Linked DNA regions of Homo sapiens: region 2 is linked to region 1. A link is a loop called in an ENCODE intact Hi-C map of the cell type or tissue named here. Cell type or tissue: heart right ventricle. All regions are shown on one strand. Links, peaks and the distances in the headings refer to the core of each region. The heading gives the core; the rest is flanking DNA.

The links. A loop is a pair of places that touch in the nucleus more often than their neighbours do. Peaks named below come from ENCODE experiments on the same cell type or tissue, not always from the same donor. Only the 100,000 strongest peaks of a DNase experiment are listed, where the experiment ranks them.
Region 2: a loop joins it to region 1, with 2.8 times the contacts of the local background. A loop is called at or near these places in 3 of 110 quality-filtered maps.

The regions. Positions count from the first base shown.
Region 1 is chr9:16,306,042-16,315,135 of GRCh38, reverse strand. No RefSeq gene overlaps it. Among named protein-coding and RNA genes, the nearest start is that of LINC03041, 34 kb to the right of the region's middle. In heart right ventricle, for the core only: no CTCF peak of the experiment used is centred there; a DNase peak (open chromatin) is centred at 5,312; H3K27ac peaks cover 394 bases; H3K27me3 peaks cover 1,171 bases.
Region 2 is chr9:16,350,907-16,360,000 of GRCh38, reverse strand. No RefSeq gene overlaps it. Among named protein-coding and RNA genes, the nearest start is that of LINC03041, 79 kb to the right of the region's middle. In heart right ventricle, for the core only: no CTCF peak of the experiment used is centred there; no DNase peak of the experiment used is centred there.

The DNA of each region.
Region 1 (9,094 bases), core at 377-8,376:
TCTTGGTTTTTTGTTTTTGTTTTTGTTTTGAGATGGAGTCTCTGTCGCCCAGGCTGGAGTGCAGTGGTGCAATCTTGGCTCATTGTAACCTCCGCTTCCTGGGTTCGAGTGATTCTCTTGCCTCAGCCTCCCCAGTAGCTAGGATTACTTAACATGCGTTTCTTCTTCACATTCCAAGCAGCATTCCCACCCTCCAAATAGAGGCACATTGAGAATGAGCATAGGTTCGGCTGTGGCTAACTGCGTTTGCAGGGACTAGACCTACTAACCTGGCTGAGGATGGTCTAGTTTGGCAGGCGCTGCCCCGGAGGTGCCCAGAGCTCGGGTTGGAGGGCTCTGCCTGATAAACAGTGCTCTGGCAGCAGTGAAAGGGCAGAGGGAAGGCTCAGGCCAGATGCTGAAGGGAACTGACAGTAGAAGCATGCCTTTGCCCTTTCTTCTCCTGAGTGACAGGGGCCTGGAATTTGAGAACCCCCAAATGTGACATGGCCCGACCTTTGGCATCTGGGTTTTGGGAACTGGTAACATGACAAGAGAAGCTGCTTGGACTGAAGCCCGTCCTAAAGTGGACAGGGCTTTGCTCACACCATCTCATTAGGTCCTCAAGAGTGATGTGGGCAGATTTCTCACTAACTAAAGCATCAGGCTTTCCTTCTAGGGAAAGGGATGAGGGTCTGCCAAGGTCACCAGATGTGTGAGTGACAGAACCAGGACTAGAACTCAGGTCTTCTAACTCCCAAGGGTCATCCTGCTGATTTTTCCAGAGGTGTGAGAAGTAATCCTACAGGTCAGGGCAAAGTTCAACAACAAATAGCATGCAAGTTCCATATATATGTATGTAATGTATGTAATGTATACATTACAGAGAGATTTATACATAACAAAGCAACACTTTCTAGCAACTCATGGTCATTTGATCTTCTCACACTAACTTAGTTTTCATAAGAGTAAAATTTCCTCTTTGTTCTCATTATATCATCTGTTTATGAACATTTTGTTAAATTACTTATTGCAATAGGCTTATTTTTGCAATAGGAACAAAGATCCACAGGTCTCAGTAGGCATGCCTTCACATTAGGATCAAAACATCACACTGTACCCCATAAATATACACATTATTATTTGTCAATTAAAAACAAATCTAAAAAGGATTGGGGAAAAAGGAAGACATCAAAAATGATTCTTCATTCAGATTACTTAGCAAGTGTACATTTTTGTATCACTTTAAGGAAATGGAAGCTGGAAATGCCAGGGATGGTTTGCTCAGGAAAGACAGCTGGACACGCCCATCCATGGACCCGTACTCAAAGGAAAGGTGTCGTGACTAGATCTAAGGACTGTGAAAGGATGTATGTTTATGTTTTAAGTTAAAATGTTGAAGGTGTGTCATATAATTTTCTCTGATTTGTCTTTTTGAACAACTTTTTCCATTAGCTGACCAACAGCAGTCCATGTTGCATCAGATAAAAGGGACCCTGATCTAATAGCTAACAGTTATTGAGCAATTATTCGGTGCGAGATGCTATGCTTAAGTGCCTTTTATATAACAGCTCTTCTAATCCTCACAATCTACCCAGGAGTTAGATACTAGTATTTCCTATGGTGGGACATGGGCCAATTTTAACAGATCTTCGTGTCTCCTGCTTCCCATCCACTCTCCCTTCTCTTGCCAGCTGGTAGCCCATTGCTGAACTGCATCCCTATAAACCAGTACCCTGCCTCTCGCAGCCTTGTGTTAGAAGGTGCTGAAGTCCTTGGATCTTTGGAAAGACCAGCCCCTGATGGATCCATGGGGAAGGGGTATGGTGGCTTCCAAATGGCCCAACCCAGGTTCCAGGTTTCATGGACAGACATGAAGAAGTAGACAAGTAAATCCATGGGGTGGGAGCTGTGAAATAGAAAAACCGGTGGAATGTGCTCAAAAAGGATAAAGCCCAGCTCTGGCCCTTTCCTATGACGTAAGGTGAAGGGCCAGAGTGGAACGTTCAGCAGCGAAACCCTGGGAAAGCCAGTCCGAGGTGCTCAGGTGGCATGCGGTTGTGGTGAGAAGGACTGGAAGTTGGGGAAGTATTCCTGGCGGCATGTGGACCAGGGGACAGAGCTTCCTGCTTCAAAATGGAGCCTAGAAATGGGGCAATAACAGCGGCAACAAGAACCACTGAAGGAAGAACAAAGAACAGTGCCTCCTTCAATGAGGGGCATCATGGAACCCATGACTCCTGCAGCTCATGAAGCTGCAATCAAACATATTTAGTGAACTGTTGTAGTTGAGTCAAAACTCCAGGGTCCATTCAGGTCCATAAGGTTGGATCAGCAGGATGCTAGGGGCAGAATGTGTCAAGAGCTATGTACTGGGAAGAGAGACAATCCTTGTGACACACACACCTGATGAAGCACTCATATCCAGGATACATACAGAACTCTTACAACACAAAAAGAAGAAGACAAATAGCCCAATTAGAAATAGGTGAAAGATTTGAGTGGACACATCACAGAATAAGACATGCAAGTGGCCAATAAGTCCAACTTCATCAGTTGCCAGGGAAAGGCAAATTCAAGCCACAGTAAAATAGCACCGTGCAGACACTAAGGTAGCTAATGTCTAAGGCTGTCGACCAACCGTGGGTGAGCAGTGGTGTGCCCAGGGTGGGGCAAGCAGGCTGAATAAGGGGGTGCGTTTTCTGTAGAGAATTTTCAAACAATAGTAAAACCGCAAAGACAATCTGCTTTTTATTATCACCATGCAACTGCAATTCTAAACAATGTCAGTGATAAGATATTCCTCCCCAGCTAGGGCAGACCTCTCCCACAGCCCCCTCCCTTGGCACCACACTTCTCTTGGCCAGGATGTGGAGCCACATCCCAGCGGGATATGTGTGTGTGTGTGTGTGTGTGTGAGATGTAGTACGGCCACCTCGGAGAATTACTTGGCAGTTTCTTTTAAAATTGTAGAAATTGCACTTTTACATATTTACCCAAGAGAAATGAAAACACATGAAATGCATGTTTATAGAAGCTTTATTTATAATAATCCCCACATGGAAACAATCTAAATGTTCATCAATAGGTGAATGGATAAACATCATGTGGTATATCCATACAATGAAATGCCACTCAGCAACTGAAAAAGAATAAAGCCCAATGCTCGCAACCAGTAATGAATCTTAGTAACATTATGCTGAGCAAAAGAAGCCAGACACAGAAGAAATCACACTGTTTGATTCCATTTACTTGAAGACCAAGAACAGGCAAATCTAATCTATAGTGACAGAAAGCAGAACAATGGTTGCCTAGGGCGGAGGGTGGGGCAAGTATTGCCTGGGAAGGTCTACAAGGGAACTTTTTTGGTATGCAGGTAATGTTCATTAGATTGATTGCCCTGGTGGCTAGATGGGTGAGCGTATTGGCCAAAACTCATCAAAACTGCGTACCTAAAATGTGCGCACTTTATTGTGTGTAAATTACACTTTAATGAGTTTGATATGAAACCAAAGTTTGAAACAAAGGAGAACTAGGGTTGGGACCAGGACAGATATTGATTAATTCAATAATATGTCCCAGGCTTTTTGTGGTTATTCCTGAGTGGAACCCCATCAACAACATTCCAGAGTTGTGCCTGTAGACCACACTTGCAGTGTTCAATCCGGAAGTGCATTTACATTAACCATTATGGGGAGCTCTGCATGTTTGAACCCACAGAAGTTTATATTTCTTCCCTCTAAAGTGTTTTTATGTGTCTTTCAAGTTCCAATATTTTTAACTGCTTCAGGAGTAGGTAAAAACTGCCGTTTGAATTACAATGATAGTGATGATAATAACAGCGAACGTTTATTGAACACATACTGGGGCCAGATACTGGGCTCTGTAATTTACCTGCATTGTTTTATGTTATCTTCACATAACGCTGACCCTATGAGGCATTGTCTCCGTTTTTTAGAAAAGGATGGCGGTTCAGAGAGGTGAAAGCTCTTGTCAAGAGCACACAGCTGGTCAGACCAGCACTGACGTTCAAGTATGTTGGATTAGGTTGCTGTGTTCTTGTCACTGCACTCCAGGGCTTCCTACCGTGGGCCAGGCCGACCCCTCCTTCTGCCGTGGGAGGGCACAAGGCATGCCTGCTGCGGCGGAGCACACATCGTTGCTCTGCTGCCAGCGTCTTCAGGGCAGCTTCCCCGTCCCGGAGGAGCCCTCTGTAGCTCAGGCTTCCCTGCAGTCACCGCGGTGCCTGGCAGATAGACTTACACTGTGTGACGAGTTCTTGTTAGCATCATTCATGGACTGCAACCAACTGCAAAGTTGAATTGCCTTGTCCTCATGGGCTTTCCGGGTGGGGGGAAAATTCCTCCCTGACCTTCTACTCCTGCCCCGAGCTGTACGTTCTCCCTCTCTTCCCTCCCCTAGGATTCTGTGAAGTTTATTCTTTTGAACTGTGACCGTGACTGTGTATATCTCTGGGTGTCTTCTAACAGGAACCTGTGTTCCTTCCACCGCTGAGCTGGCTAAAAAGAGGTTACGCAGGGCCCAGGGGAGTCCTGGAGGAATTTGTTCAAGTCTGCTGGGGTCTGCATCCTGACACTCAAGTGCATAAGTGCGGCCGAGCCTGTTTGACAATCAAACCCAGGCATGAACAAGAGGGGGGAGGCGCTGGGGGGCGGTAGGGACCCCAGGCTGAGCCAGCAGCTTGTGTGAGGAGGCCTGTCTGGAAGCCTGGTAGGGGACATGACAGGGAAGAGGGGCCCCAGCTGGGGAGGAGATACATTCGGAGAAGAGAGGAGAAGATAATGGAATCCAATAGAGCTCCTGAAAACGTGTCATCTTGCACCGCCGAAACCCTTTGAATACACTAAATCCTTAATCAGAGTAGCCTAAAACTGCGATGACTACATGGAGACATGTTAGTCCAGATAAATCCTTGCAGGTTTCAAAGATCTGAAGGGCCCGGGCACTTCCCTGTGCAGCGGCTGCCCTCTGCCCTCTCCTCCATGATGTCATTATTGAAGTTGCGCTCTCACCGCGCATGGTGTGAGTTGACACTGACAGTTGTAGCACTCTCGCGCCGACTCTGGAGGATTATTAGCTTTGAAGCTATTTGGCCTTGAGCGTTGAATTCCTTTTTGAGCTCACACTGGCTTATAATATCTGAGAAGGCTTGCTCCACTCTGGCCCCAGCTTGAATTAGGAGAAGAGGCCGCTTTCCAACTTGGAACTGATCCCAGCAGGAACAGAACAGGGAATATTATCCATTTCTGATGGGCAACAAAGTTAGTGTTCTCGAATCCCCCAGAGGCCTTCACACCGAGTTTCCATTTGAACATCAGAGTTGGAGCCGCGGCCTGGGCTACGTTTGCCGGTAATCGCGGCGCAGTCTTGCAGCTCGCAGCTGGACCCAGAGGGGGACTCGAGGAGTACACACTCCTCTGGCCTCTAATCTGTTTGTTATTAGGCTGTTGGAAACCCCTCAGTGGGGCTGGAAGCTGATGTCAGAAGAGTATAATTCAAGTGAATGTTTGGAAAAAATAGCAGGGGGAAAAAAAAAGCGCCCTTCTGTGATAATTTGCATGTGGTGAATGTAAGTGTCTGGGGGGATTAATTAGCTGAACAAAGCTGAGGAAGGGACTGCCAGTGAATGGGCAAACAGTGACCCGAAGAGCTTCTGACCTGCCCTTAATTTCTTCCCAGGGTTTAAGCTAAGGTCTTGCAAAGCTTATTCCGGGGAAAAGGGACCCCTCCCCAATCCCTAGTGCCTCTCCCCATCCCCAGGCTTAGCCCATGACGGCTTTTCCGAAAAGAGAAAAAGTGTGCTCATTACTCTCCACAAACTGTGCCAATGTGCATAAAAGCAGCTTGGTGAATGTGACATGGTGGCCTCAGTTTCGTTAGGGACCAGCAGCTGGGGTACATGATGGTCTATGGAGGAATTACGCACAGCTCTCTGGTGAAAGAAAGGAAGAACTCCCAAGTTTTGGGGTTGCTAATTTAGAAAGAAGAGAAGTTTTCTTGAGATTATCACTTATTTATCTACATGTTCTTGTTTGTCTCACAGTTATCACTTATTTATCTGTCTGTGTGAAGGTCAATCTTCCACAATACTATTTATGTCCATAATTTATAGACTGGCTTTCTCTTGATGCAACTGGTTTTTGGATGTACCAGCCTTGGACCTTAAAAATAAAACAAACTGGATGCCTTCAGATTAGAGCTGGCCCCCGTTTTTTCAGTTGGCTAGAAAAAAACTCAGCACCACTGCCAAACATCAAAGCTGAAGAAGTAAATGTGTCCAGGAAAAGATGCTAACAGAGGTAAAAGTACAGCCTTCCTGAAAACGGGGAACCCAGACCACAGCTGGAGGGGATGGGTTAAGTTACAGGACACAGACATACCTAACAAACCCAAGCACATCCCTCTTTGCAGTGGTTCAGTTGAATAAACCCCTTACATGTTATTTCCGTGATGCTCAGGCAAGTAAACAATGCATTTCCGGGCCGGGTGTGGTGGCCCACGCCTGTAATCCCAGCACTTTGGGAGGCCGATACAGGTGGATCACTTGAGGTCAGGAGTTCGAGACCAGCCTGGCCAACATGGTGAAACCTCGTCTCTACTAAAAATACAAAAATTAGCCAGGCGTGGTGACCGGCGCTTGTAATCCCAGCTCCTCAGGAGGCTGAGGCAGGAGAATCACTTGAACCCGGAGGCAGAGGTTGCAGTGAGCCGAGATCACGCCATTGCACTCCAGTCTGGGCCACATAGTGAGACTCCATTTCAAAACAAAAACAAAAACAAAAATAAAAACAAAGACAAAAAACAAAGCATTTCTGTAATTCTAATGGATGCTCCCCACCCAGTCTTCACCATTTCTGAAATTGAGACCTCTTAGAGTTGACATGTGCATTAGATGTATCAGTTTCCACCAAAAGGTGATATTATCATGATATGTCTTAGAGTGTGTGCAACAAGGAAATATGGTAGGAAAAAAAGTATTTAATATTTAAAAAATGACAATGAGACTTGTAATCATTATTTTCACAGTCTAACTTGTAAAAATGATTTGGATATACACTGAGGTGAGAGTCTGTGAACTGGCTTTGTTTACCTGTGTGATATCCAGACAGCGAATGGGTGGTTCCGATGCTGACATTCCCATTATTGACTTATTTATGAAATTGATGGGTGCTCACCTCATCAAGGTTTACTTATTTCAGCAAAATGATAAATTGCACTCTTTTTTTTTCTGCCTCAAGGCAAGTTGGTGAGCTTTTTTTTTTTTTTTTTTTTAAATCTTTTTCAGGTCTGTTAATAATTTCCAAAGAAAAGAGCAGTGAATGGTTGAATAAATAAACCATTCTTGATGACAATTTAAGCACTGGAGTGACAATATATGTGCATGTGTGTGCTTGTGTGTGTGTGTGAACACACAAAAGTGCAATCTATTTCTGATTAATCCTATTAATTTGGGAAGTACTATAGTAGCTGATTCTGTGTTTAAGTGTGTGCAGTTACATATGCACATGTAATATCTTGCAGAGAAGAGTTTAAAAATAGATAGCTAGTATCCAGGGTTAGCTAATGACAGATAATTAACCAAAAACAAAGCATGAGAAATTTCCAAGAGTAATTTAGTAATTTATAGCCACAGTTTCAAAGGTAGGGTGGGCTGCCTTAGGAGGTAGTAAGTTTCTGGTCACTGGATGTGCTTGAGTTACAAGTGTTGAAGAACCACTTGATGAGAATGTTTTGGTTGGAGTTCTTTTATCAGATGTGGGGAATTGGATGTGGTGAATATTTTAGCCCTTTTCAATGAGATAATCTGTAATTCTGTGACATAGAATATACAATATCATCTTAAGTGAGAGTGCATTGAAGTCAGGGATTACATCTTATTTTGGCATAGTCCATGTATATAAGATCAATGTAAGGAAACATGAATGCATGGAACTAGATGATTTCTGATATGCCTTCCAGCACAAAGATGGCAGTTGAATTAATGTATGTCAGCCTATGCCAATAATGTATATGTGGCACGACTTTCTTGATGCATGACTTTCTTCCTCAGGAATGTATTTTACTGAATCTCTGGTTCTCTCTCTTTTGCTGTCTGTGCTCTTTGAACCTGAATTTTTGGTGGCACGTGTGTTGGAGTTAAGTTATATCCACAGACATTTGACTATTCACTTGCCTGCCCTACAGTGCTGAGTTGCCTTGGAATAGACTCGTTGACTGCCTGGGTCACACACTGTTCTACTTTCCTGAGGAGGGGTATCTCATGTCCCAGTGAACACCCTGTACCCTAGGCACCAGCTTCTCCTTCAGCCTCACCTCTTACACATCCTCACATGCAGGAGACCCCCCTCCACCCTCATGCATGGCTGGTTCAGCTTGCCTCCACCTGACGGACATCACCTGAACAGAATATGTCCCTGTTTTACCAGGAATCAGTTTTACACTAAGCCTGAAATCTGGTGGCACACTGCTGAAAAGCAAGAGAACCATTATTCTGAATGTTTCTGTACTGTGGAATACCTAGTGTTCAGTGATTAAACAGACCGGGTCATACTTTAATCCTCAATGCTCAAGTCATCCAGTCACCTTGAGTGTGAACTTTTCCGACACTCTTTGTTTTTTGTAAGAAGTTGAGCTTCTCCTGTACTGGGCTTGATTTTCAGAAACTGCTGAAAATCAATGAGGGTTGGCAGAGCCAGGGTAGAGCAGCTTCTAAGTATGGGTAGCTCCATAAAAACAATCGGTGACAATAGAGTAGGCTTTCACCAGCAGTTTAGCAGTTTAGCACCCTGGAGCTGACTTAAGTCATACAACTGTTTTTCTGACTGTGTCCCCCAGATTCAACTTTGCTCCTTTTTTTTTCTTTTTTTTTTTTTTTTTTTGAGATGGAGTCTCACTCTGTTGCCCAGGCTATAGCTTTGCTCTTGAAGTTTAGCTTTCTGATCTCCTTGAAAGGGTCCTTGGGCTATGCCTGGGCCACATATGTATGTGTCTACTAAGCAGTGCCCTGCACAACTGGGGAGTGGAGGTGGTAGAATAGATAGATGTGGATTTAGATGGAGCCGTGTTCACCAACTGTTGCTAGCTACCTCTCCCC
Region 2 (9,094 bases), core at 807-8,806, 44 kb before region 1:
ATCTTGGACTTCCCCGCCTCCAGGACTGTGAGAAATAAATTCTCTGTTGTTTATAAGACACCAGTTTATGGTGTTTTGTTATAGCAGTCTGAACTGTCTAAGACCACCCTTTACCTTTCCTCCTTCCTTCTGCTGCAGTCCTGGAGAGGCCAGAGGAAGTGGAGGAGGGACTGAGAGTAAGGAAAAGCCCCCCGCTTCCCAACTGCAGGTTACTGAGCCTGGTGTAGGCCTGAGCTGGGGAAAGAGAGAGCCTTTGAATTGGATGAGAAATTGAAGTTTTAGTGTTAGGAGAATCTGAACTTTATTGATTTCTGAGAATCAAACTTTTCTAATGTCTAAAAAGTGACTGATAATGCTCTGAGCTCAGCCAAGATAGCACTGCTGGAGGAGTTGGGGTGCAAGGTGAGTGGGCTGAAAGCTTATGGTTGAGAATAATGTCTGTCACAGCAATATATTCATTTATATTGACATCATCTCATTTTATCTTCACAACAGCTCTGTATTAGTCTGTTTTCACACTGATGATAAAGACATGCGAGACTGGGCAATTTACAAAAGAAAGAGGTTTAATGCACTTATAGTTTCACATGGCTAGGGAGGCCTCAAATCATGGTGGAAGCTGAAAGGCACGTCTCACGTGCTGGCAGATGAGAGAGAGAGAGAGAGAGAGAGAGAGAGAGAGAGAGAGAGAGAGAGTGTGTGCAGGGAAACTCCTATTTTTAAAACCATCAAATCTCAGGAGACATATACACTATCATGAGACCAGCACAGGAAAGACTTGCCCCCATGATTCGATTATCTCCCTCCCACAACAGATGGGAGTTATGGTAGCTACAAGATGAGATTTTGGTGGGGACACAGAGCCAAACCATATCAAGCTCTTAGAGGTAAATTGCTCTATTCCCATTTTATGTAGGCTTAACAAAGTTAATGATCTTATCCAAGGTGCAGCATACAGCAGTGGCAAAGCTGGAGTTCAGGCCCAGCCTTTTCTGACCACAAGGTACAAACTCTTAAACACTCCTTGGGGTGGACGCTGCCTCTCACAGCTTTGCACCCCCAACAGCTTCTCCCTGTCCCCACATACAGGAAGTGTTCTTGCGGATGAGTGCATTTTCTCAATCAGAGCTCCCCTGTGTCCTCACTGCAGCTGAAACCACCTCTGGGTTGGCAAATTAGGATTCTTTGCAAGCTTGTCCAACCTGCCTTATTTGGTGGTGGTGGTGGTTCTGTTTTGTTTTAGGCTTTTTAGTAGCCTGAAGCCATGGTTTTTAGTTTCTGTCTCTAGTGATAAGCAGAAAAGAGGGATGAGGAAGGGACTTTACTGGCCCAATCAGAAACAGAAATTAAGAAGCCATGACTGTATCCTTTCCCCTGGACACTCCTGAAGAGCCAAGCACATTAAACTCCAGAGCCTTATTGCTCTGACAGACCAGGAGAGAACAGTTGTACTGGTTGATCTTGGGTACTTCTGACCCACTTCCCACCATCCCTACCACAAGAATCTGCCCTGGAGGAGCTATGGTAGCAAACACTGTGCCAGACTGAAGTTTAGGCTGCAGGAAGGAAACTGCAGCCTGAACCATCTTTGTTGAAGGTCTCCAAGAGCAAAGTTGTTTGCTATCAGGAAATATCTCCAGTGTCCTAAAATACTTGAATAAATTAGCAAGGATTCCTGTGTGTGTTTCCTTTTTTCTCTCCTCTCTCCATCAGAAGCCATTGAGTGGAATGGGTGAGGGTTCCAGGTAGTTGCTTTGGGAGATGTTTGTAATTTACATTCTGCAGGGCAGTTGATTGCATGGGTGGAAGGAAGGGAGGAAAGAAGCAAGGAAGGAAGGCGGGCAGACCCAGCGTGAATAACCCTGAATCGAGAGGGGCCAGGATTCCCAGCACCCTTGGCTTGGGTGTGTTTTTTACTTACATTTGACCGTGGGTGTGTCTGATGTTCTGGGAATTCACATCATTTCAAACAAAAGCCCAAAGCCACACACTGAGAAGATTGTCTCTGGAGGTTTGGGAAAACTGCTCAGTTTCCCTGAGCTGCCCCCAGAGCAGCTCCTCCCCAATTTCATTTGCTGTTTGAAAAGCATTTTCACAGATATCCTTTCATTAGCTCCTTACAACTCCCCCACTGCCTCAAAGCAGATGGAAAAATACCATTATCCTTATTTTTACAGAGTTCTCAGAGCCTCACTGTCATTAAAATTCTTGCCTGGGGTCAAATAGCCATAGGTGAGGGCACCTGGCCTAATTCTGGCCCTGTTATTCACTACATCCCCTTCCCTAGTGGGGTGGCCAGTCCTGGCCGCTCCTAAGGTCATCCCTAGTTCTGAACATCCTGCCTGGGCTGGGACTAGGGCTCTGTTTATTCTGGAAGGGTGGTCGGGTACCTGTGAGCATTGTGTGTGAGGTTTGTTTGCACAATGTCATTATTTTCATCTCCCTTTCTGGTGGGCCTTAAATTTTTCCAGAGTCTTGGACCAAGCAATTCCATTTGTAGAGGTTTGTTTTTAGGGTGTATTCAGACCCATTTGCAAAGATAGAAGTCTAAAGTGTTCATCTATAGATAGTTGTCTATAGAGTCAGTCATAAAAGGAACACATTGAAAATAGCCTGTATATCCAAGAAGGAGTTCTTTTACATAAATTACTGTATATTGAATCAATGTCATATTTTCAGCACTTAAAAACTCATATAGAAGGAAATTGAATGGCATGGAGAGATGTTCCTGGTCCATTGTTAAATAAGCAAAACAGGTGATGTAAAAAGTGTTTCAGAATGGTTCCATTTTGCTTTAACAAATATTTATATCTCTGTAGACATGATGACAAATACCCAGAAGGCTATATACCGAAACCATAATGGCAGCTGTTTCTTGTTGCCAAGATTCTGGATGATTTGTATTTCCTTCTCTTTGATTATCTATACTTCTTAAGAACTCTACATCAAGCATGAATTCATTTTATAATGTGAGAAAACTATTTGCAAGATAGCAATGAAGGATTAGCTCTATGGTTCTGGCCATTCATTAATTCATCACTCAGCTTTTCTTGTTTAATGTGTTCAGTGCTGGAGACTTGGAAATGAATTCAGAATTCGGTGTGTAGTCCCTGTGCCATTGCCCATTTCCAGGTGCACAGGGTCAACCCTTTAGAAGGAAGCCAACATTTACTGAGCATTTACTCTAGGCCAGGTATTTTTTTTCACATGATACATCTCATTTAATCCCCAGTGCTGTTCTGCAAGAGAGGTATTATGATTGCTGTTTTAAAAATGGGACTTAAAACGTTAACTAACTTGGTTAAAGTTGTGCAGCTTGTAAATGGTGGAGCTGGAATTTGGCCACAGGTCTGCTTGAATCCACCACCCCTGCTTCAAGCTCTGGTTGCCTGGCACCAGGCTCGGCTGCCTCTTGGCTGCCTGTCTTTCAGAAGGACTGATCGAGTGGGCATGAATGGTTTCTGATGCTTGCTCCCTGGTTGGAATTTAGGCGAGTGTCTGCAGGACCTGAAGAGGTGGCTAAATTGCCAGGAGCAAACCCGATGACCTGGTTCCCTGAGTTCTCCCTCACCTAGGAGAAGCCAAGCCAATGACAAGACACAGGGACCCACATCATGCCTGTTCTTCCCCACCTGCTTCCCTGGCGCGGTGTGCCCTGATCACACACTGCTATGTGTTAGGACTAATGATTCCCTACAGTCACACTGGAGTGGAGCAAGGACCTTTTGCTGAAAAAGGAATTTTCCAGTCGGCATTTAAAAGTTTGAGATCCAGAGGAAGGCATAAAAGAAACAAAAACCAAAACCAAAATAAAAATCCACCAGCAGGCTGAGCTCTGGGGATCAAATATTCTCTTTGTATTGTGCAGAGAGAGGCGTTCTGCAGCCTGGGCTGGAGTTTTCAGTTGGCCATGCAGAAAATGCTCCTGGGTACTCCCTTTAAAAACTAAATCAACATTATTTTAATTTGTGTTCCCTGCTTCCTCCTTCACCATGGAGGAGAAGGTGCGAGGCTGAGAAAGAGCATATTTCTCTCACAAGTTAACTTAACATGCAATATGCAGGGGATTACTCTGCGCTCACTCAATACCATAGCCCAGAGCTTTATAGAATTCTATTGATCTTAGCTGAAGCTGTTTAATTTTTTTTGCTTTAATTTTCTTTCCTTATTTGTTCATTAAGTTGAGGTGAGGAAGGGGCGGGGGACTGATGGCAGGCGATGTTCCTTGGATTTAAGATTGGTCTGGAGGAACAGGGAACCAGTTTGCCTCTAGTCACTGGGAGCAAGCAATGGCAGCATTTTGTCCCCTGTGGCTTGGGATGGGGAGAGGCCACAGGGAAAGGGGAAATAGAATGTCTAGTACCCCCAGATATTTTCTCCTGCAGATTCTCAGAATAAGGACTCTGTGCACAAGACAGAGGCAGAGCTGGGTGAATCTGACACTGATATGGCCCACAGGGAGCTTACCATCTAGTAGCAGAGAGAAGCACACTAATCCCAGCTGGCACACCCATGCGTCGGCATAACCGAACAAGATATTCATGTTTGCTATTGTAGGAGGCTCAAAAGGATGAGAACCTAATTTCTCCCATCAACCCCTAAGTCTTTTAACTAGGGTGTGATCCCCACGTAGGACCATCAAGGACTTAAGTGGGGCTTGCCCAGGAGGGGAAAGCATGGCTAGGGCTTGGGCAGGGAGTGTGGGAGGTGGCAAGAGGGGAGGAAGTAGGATTGATGGTCTAAGGGTCAGAAACTCTGCCCTCCTCCCTTGCTTTCCTTCCTGGGCCAGGTGGTAAGACTTCTAAAAGGGCAACCCCTGTGTTTCTGGGTTGTGGATTAGGCTCCTGTGCTCCAGGAGCTCAGGGTGGGGAGTGGGCTGTGGCTACACTGAGTCCTGTGGGATGCACTTCTGGAATATGCCCCCTGTAGCAGAGCCCAGCCCGTGGCAGAGGGCTCCCGCTCCCCTGTGGCACCCTACAGTAGAGGGACCACGATGACCACCACCAAAGATGAAGGAAATGGACCACTTCTTATTTCCTTGGTATAATTTAAGTCCTAACAGTCTCATAGGACTGAACATAGAGCTAAAGGAAAGTACAATAATACTAATAATAAATGTCATCTGTGGAACTTTACCACATGCCTGGCACTGTGCTAAGTCCCTTTTGTAGATTATTTTAGTGAATCTCTCACACAGGTCCCATTATCATTCCCTTTTTTATAGATGATGATATTGAGATGATGATCCTGCCACTTAAAATACCATCAGTAAGAAATAAGTCAGATCCCTTGCTCAGGGTCTTATGGGTGGTAAGTAGCCAAGGTGGAATTTGAGGCTTGTCGTGCTGGCTGCCGGACTCCTTGCCCCAAACCGTCGTACCAGTGCCACCTCTTCCAAGGCCTGTCTGTCCAGAGATGCATCCCTTAGTGGTCATTAGTAGAGTTTTGTTTGGGGGAAAGAAGATTGAAGCAGAATGTTATTTGCAGCCTAGTATTGTGGGACAAATTCACATCTGATGCGAAATAAATACAACAGAGAGAATGCTATGGGAGTTTAGAGCCCAAACAGCTTACTTCTGATGGAGAAAATGTGTGTTTAGTGGGGCTGTGAATGCACAAGTGAACATGCCAAAGAGGAGGAGTTTTTTGGACAGGGTGACTGAAAATGAGGCATATACCTGGAGACAGTCGGTAGTTCCATTTGACTATGGCATGGGATAAGGAAATGGCAGGCAATGAAGTGGGAAGTGGAGGTTGCATCCAGATTATAAAGGGTTGAGGGATCAGACTATGCTGAAGTGTTTCATGCAAAAATATTTCATCTCACGGGCTGTGTGGGATTGGTAGTGGCTTTCTGGACTGTTCTGCATGAAGCATACAGAATCAATAAGAAAGAGAGTGGAGCAAGTAGCTATGTGCACCATAGGCTGAGACTTACCGATCTCACTTCTTGTCCTGGGGTTCAACAAAGGACTCTGAAAGAGGACAGTGAGGTTTGAACCTGATGGGGATGTATACATGCCCCACACTGTTACCAAATATGCAGTATTTCTGGGGTACAGAGAATGGTTCCTTTATTTTGTCAATTATTCCTTCTCTCTCTTCCCTTAACACCAATTTTATTGGGAATGCCTGGAAATGGTGAAAGCAAATATGTTTGGGGTTGGATGGGGAGCTCTGGTTGTGTGTGCCTCTGATCTGGAACTGCTGGGAGTCTGATACAAAGTGCAGAATGCTGTATGGAATTCTAGAACACCAAGTTCTAAGCTGGGCTCCGCCAATAACTGCTGGGGCACTTTAGGCCCACACCTGAGCCTCCCCAAAGTAGTCCTACAACACAAAGTTTTGGTGACAGCAAAGGAAGTAACTGTGATACATCCTTGAAAAAACCACAATAACTAAAATATGCCTTTCTTGTTTAATGCAATCAAAGAAAACATGCCATTGCTTATAGGATATTTTATCATTTTGTGTATCACTGAGATGGAAAAAATCCTGCCAGTTACAATACCCCATCCACTGTCAATCACATTCTATACAGCATTTTAGAATCAATTAAATGTAGTAGATTTTGACAAAAATCCTGCTTTCCCTAACTAGGCATGGTGACTCATGCCTGTAATTCTAGCACTTTGAGAGGCTGAGGCAGGAGGATTGCTTGAGGCCAGGAGTTCAAGACTAGATTGGGCAACAGTGAGATCTTGCCTCTTAAAAAAAAAATCCAGCTCATAGTTACTAACCCCTATTTACACAAGTTAAAATGTGTTTGCTAGGATTCCAGTTTAGGTTCCTGAAGCATGAATTTCCATATTCAAAACAACTCATATTGTGTAACACAAAAATCTGGTCTCCCGTTTTTTTACTTTGTAGCTCAAAGTTGGAGAGATACCATTCTTAAGGGGAGACTGTCCCAATTTACAATGACTATGAAAACATTAGTTTGACGGCTGGTTCAGATATAACTGTCTCTAAATCATATGGGCTGCCAAACAGCCCTGATTAAGCACTTGCTAGAAATATTCCAAGGTCAGGGAGCCCTGTGATTCTGTTGTGTGACACAGTAAAGCTGTGCTAGACAGTCCGGGGCTGGCAGTGGGAGAGTGTGGGGCCCAAGCTGATGTTCACAAGCCTGTAATCTGCCCCTGATCTTCATTTAATTATTTGTGCACTCCTTGAGAATAAGCTGTGTGAACACAGACTATCACCTAACCAAGCAGGCCCCCTTGGGGAATGTATATGAAATATTCCTGGGAGCCTCAGGTTAGTCTGCTTATTTGAGTTTACACAAACCTGGGGATCTTTTGGTGAAAGAGTTTTGAGAAACGGTAGAAGCATTTACAAGTCTTCCCTTTGCAAAAAGTCTTCTCTTTGCAAGTGACAGAAGCTCAACTTCAATTGGCAATAGGAGGATTATAAAAGGTCTAAGAGACACCTTGAAACCTGGGGACATGATGCTGCCAGGTCTACTTTTGTGTCCTTTGTCTCTGCCTCCCTCTGTGTTGACTTCACCTCCTCCTCTGCAGACTGGCTGCCTTCACCCAGCTGGGAATGCAGCTGTTGACGGCTCCCAGGACTGTATAGAACAACTTCACCACCAAGGAGGGCCTGAAATGCTTTCTCTAGCTCCAGTTTGAAAAGCCCTAGAAAGAAATCTGATTGGCCCACTTTGGATCATATGTGACCCCTAGACCACTCAACTGTAGCAAGAGACTAGAGTGCTATAATTTTAGACCCCAACCACAAATGGATGATTGGACAAAGAAAAAGGAACAACTTCCCCAAAGGGGTAGCCTGATATCCAAGAGGGAAGGAAAGTGCTGGCAGACAAATAATAGGTGCATTTCAATGATCACATTTATTCTTAGAAAAGCCCTTTCATTTCATGACGGGAAAAGGAAAATACCTTAGAGGTACGGCTGATGACAAAATAATTTTATCATAATAAGAGTCAGGCAATGTTACCTTATTAAGGTAACCATTAATAATGGGGTACCGGGGTCTCCACAAAAAACATGGCCTTCTTGGTGAGGGCTTCACGCCCTTTCCTGCAGAGGATATACTTTGAAAGGCAGTGTGTGTCCATACTACAGAAATTCCTGACATTCAAAGTGTTGTCATTGGAGAACTCAGTCAAGTTCTATCTGTTCAACTGCACGTGTGCTTTGTGGAAGAGTAAATGTGTATGGGCTAATATGCTCAGAAGGACTAGGTCTGATTCAACTACCCAAACATACAAATAGAATTTGAAAGTTTCTTAGGAAGCCCAGTCACATGTGTGTTCTTGACCAAAAACTTGGTCTCATCATCTCATAAGACACAGACTATGAAACTCATTGCCCTGATCAAAGATGCTGCAGAAGATGGCATTTATTATTCCCAGGGATGCTCAGGAGAGCTATTTTATTGTCTTGGCATCAGGAATGGCTATGTTGCTTCTCTGAACAACTGGCTTATTTTTACTTTACAAACTCTACATCTCATGACCTTTCATGTTTCTCTCTTTATAGTGACTGCTAGGAAGCTCAGAGCCAACTTTATGACCCACCTGTAGTCCAACCTTGAATTCCTAATGGCAGACATTTAGGGACTAAAACTACGTCTTTACTCCATCTTGCTTCCTTGATCTTATTTTCCCTTATTTTGAAACTTATATAAGAGTTATTTAATTTCATGATAACATTTGTATCTTAGCTAACATAAATCCTTTTTTTTTTAAGATTAAATTGTGGAAATAAGTAATTATTTAACCTTGGACTCAGAGGTTTTGAAGGTGCTTTCTGGCAGAAACCATCTTATCTTGGTAGAGTGAGTATTTATGGTGCCGCTCCTCCTGGAACCCAGGTGAAGTCTCAGGGACATCCTTGATATGTTGTCCCTTAGCAGAGATCCTAAAGTCACCTGCTCACTTTTAGATAAACTACATTGTGAATTTGATTTTGATTCCTAAGAAAACAGAATGTTATCTTGTGCTCTTTTCCAAGACTTGGGAGGTAAATTCAATACCACTTCCTTGTGATCATGAATTCTAAAGGAGATTCAGTTTCAATCTCTACTGTACTATTATTCCTTGTTCAAAAATATCTTCAAGCTGCCA